2 separate regions of the Homo sapiens genome follow, and region 2 is linked to region 1. Evidence: read pairs that join two places in POLR2A ChIA-PET (ENCODE). Cell type or tissue: GM12878. All regions are shown on one strand.

Region 1 (2,500 bases):
TGGAAATTATTTTATAAACTGTCTAACCATTTATACTTTCTCTTCTGCAAATTACCAGTTAACACGTCCATTTAATATGCCCATTTCCATCCAGTCATGATGTTGGTCTTCCTCTGACCTGATAGACTTACCTGGTGCCAAAGAACTGATTGATTTCTGTGCTTTTCAATATGATAGCCACCTGTGGCCACTGGGCACTGTGCCACAAGTTATAATATTTTGGATATAGTGAGTTTAATGAAATATATTATTAGAATTTATTGTATATGTTTCTTTTTACTTTTTAAAATATAGCTACTAGAAAATTTTAAACTACATATTTCTATTGGACAGAGCTACTTAGACCTTTGAATATCACTTGCTCTGAAATTCTTCTTGGTCAAAACTCTCATTGCCCACACCCTTATGTTGGGTTCTCCTGCTATTACATGGTCTATCAGCCATAGTCTGTTGTTAACCTTCTAGATAATGCTGTGTTGAGTCCAATCCCTCTCCTCGAAATCCCTGCTGCATTTCATTCTCCGAGTCTCACCTCCTCCTAATTCAGTTCCATCCTCCTGTGATTAATCCTCCCAAGTCTCAACACATCTCAATTAGGTTCTATTACAGATTCCTGGATGAAATGGCAAACTTGATTAGGATTTTTAAATCCTATAATGTGTGTTAAATAGATTATACTCACTGCTATCTATGTTTATATTCCATTTATTCTATTTCTAGCAATAAAACATGGCTTTTCAAATGCTGAGTATTTTTTATTTGAAAGTGCCATTGAAAGGTTACAAACATACAAAGCTAATAAACAATTGCATATGTTTTTCAAATTCCCCTACCTCTGCCCACACCTTCAAACGTAACCACTGTGAATCCTCTCAAAACCACAGTTGGTGAAGACAGCCAAAGGTTATATCTGTAGCCACGAACCCTCAAAAGTTTCCTAACACCAACTCCAGCTGACTAAAATGTCACAGACATTTACTTATAATCCCTGGGGTTTTTGAATCTATAAGGCAGCATGGGTATGGGTTAACTTACCTGGCCACAGTAGAATTTTTTAAAGCCCTTTATGAAGGATTCAAGAAAAAGAAGTCTGTAACGCTGATGCAAAGTAGAATTCTTAATGTATTGAAAGGGATTATCATATGTCACGTGGAAATTCAACCTCGTTTTTTAGATCCACAGCTCTTTCCTTGTTGCCTAAATTCGTAATCGTGAGGCTCATTTGCCTTAGAGAAGTATCTGCAGCACATTTTTAATGCCAGACCTGCTCCTTCCGCCGTTCTTGCCCCTTTCCAGCAAGCTATTTCCCACCTCCCCCAACATCCCCATGGCTGCCCAGGAATTAAAACCAATTTGAATATGTAATCATGTGGAATAATAAGCACAAGTGTACTCTCTGGGGTGCTCTCTGGCTGCTACTCATCTCCTTGCAACTAGTTTCCTAAGTGCCTTTGAGAGATGCTGAGAACGCCATGTTGACGGTTAACCTTTTAACAGTTTTGCCATTCTCTGTTCACTCTGGCTACAAGCCCAGCTCTAAAGGAGGCACAGGAAGTGGGGTGAAGGAAGGGTTTCCTTCCTTCTAAGACTCACTGGAGAAACATTCTCCATAGCCTGAGGAAGAGAGTTGAGCAGGCTTTGAATAGTGTATTTTTAAAACATTCATTATTCTGACAATGGAGTTTCATGAAACTAGCTTTTATTCCTTTTATGCAAGTCAAACAGAGATTGCCCAAAACATATTACCATGCCAGGAAGTAAATAACTATTGCCTTGTTTTATGAATATGAGAAATTTCTGTGAAGATGCCTAAATATTTTGATTAATTTAAAAGCAGATGAGCTGATGTGTAGGTATTTACAACATCAAAGTACTTTTCTGATTGACTCAGTTTCAAAAATGCAATATAAAAGGTAGAGCATTCATCTTAAATAGCAATTTAGAAGTGGATGCTTTGGGTATTCTGAGGCATTCAAAATCTGATTATTTTGATACTGATACTGCTATTTTGATGCAAACACTGCAGTGATCAATTTGGTGGATGTGAGGGGAGGGCCTCACTCGGTATCTAGTATTCCTTATTAAAATGTAAAAGCACCCACTGTACCTCTTGAATATATAAGAATAATGAGCCATACCAGTAAATATCTGAATTGCAATCAGTGTTGTTTTGCCTGTATCGTCTCATTTCATCTTCAAAGCATGTGTCTGGGAGATAGATATTATTAGGAGTAATCACTGATGTTGCTGAGATTGAGACTTCCTTCGCAGTTGGTTATAAAGATCTAAGAATAAATCATCTTTCTTGAACTCGAGCATATCCATTAAGGTCAGAATTTCTGCAGATTGAGCTGGAGCTATTTTTAGGTACGGTTCTAAAGCAGCTGCAATTCAAGTGTCACAGTGCATGCCTTTTTGGCTCAGCAGTTGATAGTTCTGCTTCGTGCTACTCTCCTTCCCCAGACTCCTGGGACCATCGCATAGAGGGTGCTTGAGACAT
Region 2 (2,500 bases), 190 kb after region 1:
CATCTGTCAGGAGCATCATCAATCTGTATGCCAGGATTAGAGCTGACCCGTGTCACTCTTCCATCTGTACCCAGCTCACACTTCTGCTGTGGCAGTTACAACCCTTGCTTACCTGGCTTATGTGTTTGTCCAGTGCAGTCAGACTGAGGCTCCTTTGGAGAGGTGATTTTTAATCTTGATGGCTGTTACACCTGGCACAATACCAGGAAGGTATGTAATAATCATCCGTTGCAGAGATGGATTGAAAAAAACTTAGTAAGTCCAGTTAATAAGCATTGAGAAGAAGTGAGCTTTTTTTTAAAAAAAATCATGACATCTGTAGGTTTGTGCCCCGCACTCTGTGCCAGAACTTACAATGGTGGGAAAATGGGGGACAGAGGAGCAAAAGTAGAAGGAAAGGATGGTTGAAAGAGAATTTTTATCATTGATTAACATATGAACTCTAGTACCCTTTTTTAAATCACAAAACAAGTCAATAGAGTTACAAAGTGCTATAAGAGTATGCCAACCAGCCGGGCACGGTGGCTCACTCCTGTAATCCCAGCACTTTGGGAGGCTGAGGCGGGTGGATCACCTGAGGTCAGGAGTTCAAGAACAGCCTGGCCAACATGGTGAAACCCTGTCTCTAATAAAAATACAAAAATTAGCCAGGCGTGGTGACAGGCGCCTGTAATCCCAGCTACTCAGAAGGCTGAGGCACAAGAATCACTTGAACCGGGGAGGCGGAGGTTGCAGTGAGCCAAGATCACACCACTGCACTCCAGCCTGGGCGATAGACCAAGACTCAGTCACAGAAAAAAAAAAAATCCAACCACAGACAAAATGAGCATATCTCTACCTGGCCTTTTCTAATCAGCAGATGTTTTCTCCACATGATGACTTCTTATCTTTTACTCAGTCTGACCCCCACAAGAATGCTGGCATTTGTCACCATGTCTCACAGAAAGGTCATGGGGCATATTGTAGCCATGTTTATAACAACACTTGTGACCTCACTGCCTTCTCTCTCTTTGAACTTTCTGCATTTAAAGATTTTTCTCTTTGCTACCTGGACAACTTCTACTTCCTTTCATACTCTCCCACTAGTTAGAAGAAAATAATTACGAAGTATGCAAACAAACTTAAAAGGAAAAAAATGTATTGCTCACACCTGAACCCCACACAGCATACAGCTGCTTTATTAGAATGGCATTCAAGTAGGAACGTGGAAGAAGCTGTGTCCATAGTGGTCGTGTGATGACTCCAGCTCTTAAGCAAAAGCTTCACATAATGACAGTCAGAATTTGCCCAGTCATGGTTCAATTTTATACTGTTCGTATTTTTTTAACTAGTTTTAAAGTCTTTATTATTAAAATTCCTGAAGGAAAAATACTATTGAGAGTTGGAAATGATGCTGTATCTACAAATTAAATCATAATCCCTAATTAAAGGATTTCATATATACAGCTTATGTTTTAGAGTTTCACATTGTATGAAAGTTGCCATGTGTGTTATCTATGTATTTACTTTCTGCCATCCTACCGTCATTATTCTTGCAGATCAGGAAATTTTACGTAAATTAGAGAAGGAGAAAATCCTGGTGTTCACGCCATCCCGGCGAGTCCAGGGGAGGAGAGTGGTGTGCTATGACGACAGGTTCATCGTGAAGCTGGCTTTTGAGTCGGACGGTATCATTGTGTCCAATGATAACTACAGGGACTTGGCTAATGAGAAGCCAGAATGGAAGAAGTTCATAGATGAACGATTATTAATGTATTCATTTGTCAATGACAAGTAAGTAAAACCATTTACTTGCCAATGATACTGCTTCTGTAAAAATATAACTATCCCTGGCAGCTGCTACAGAATTCTCTTTTTGCCACTGTCCAGACTTCACACAGGTTTCTAACAACTGATCTCCCCACTGATCCTCAGTGGGAGTCAGGAAAACTGCAGAATCATTGCCAGAGGAGGCCCGGTGTGAGTGGCAGGCCCCACCTTTCCCTGTAAGTCACTCATAGAACACCTAAGGTAGAGGAAGTCTTCTAAGACTATGTCTGGAGAACCTGAGGAAACAGACACTGGGGAAATTCCCATCTTCACCCTCAAAGGACTGCCTTTTAAAATCAATTTAGAGCACTGATAGCTTACTAAATAAGCCATGCTTGGCTTAACAACAGGGATACGTTCTGAGAAATTCATCTTCAGGCGATTTCATTGTGGGTATGAACATCATAGAGTGTACTTACACAAACCAGCTGGAACAGCCTACTACACGCCTAGGCGATGTGGTACATATAGCCTGTTGCTTCCAGGCTACCAACTTGTATAGCATGCTACTGTACTGAATACTGTAGGCAACTGTAATACGATGGTATGATATGTTTGTATATCTAAACATACCTAAACACTGAAGAGGTATATATACCATAAAATATGGTATAAAAGATTTCTAAATGGTATGTCTCTGTAGGGCACTTACCATGAATGGGGCTTGCAGGACGGGAAGTTGTCCTGAGTG

What was found. ChIA-PET counts read pairs that join two places held together with the same protein. Peaks named below come from ENCODE experiments on the same cell type or tissue, not always from the same donor. Only the 100,000 strongest peaks of a DNase experiment are listed, where the experiment ranks them.
Region 2: POLR2A ChIA-PET joins it to region 1 with 6 read pairs; 3 of 35 experiments call an interaction of 5 or more read pairs at or near these places.

Annotation. Positions count from the first base shown.
Region 1 is chr11:109,969,863-109,972,362 of GRCh38, forward strand. LOC105369484 (a long non-coding RNA gene) reads left to right here. Exons shown (of 3, transcript XR_948004.2): 2 at 2,464-2,500. Among named protein-coding and RNA genes, the nearest start is that of ZC3H12C, 120 kb to the right of the region's middle. In GM12878, no CTCF peak of the experiment used is centred here; DNase peaks (open chromatin) are centred at 969, 1,434 and 2,399; H3K4me3 peaks cover 501 bases; H3K27ac peaks cover 2,050 bases.
Region 2 is chr11:110,157,718-110,160,217 of GRCh38, forward strand. ZC3H12C (zinc finger CCCH-type containing 12C) reads left to right here. Exons shown (of 6, transcript NM_033390.2): 4 at 1,539-1,773. Among named protein-coding and RNA genes, the nearest start is that of ZC3H12C, 66 kb to the left of the region's middle. In GM12878, no CTCF peak of the experiment used is centred here; no DNase peak of the experiment used is centred here.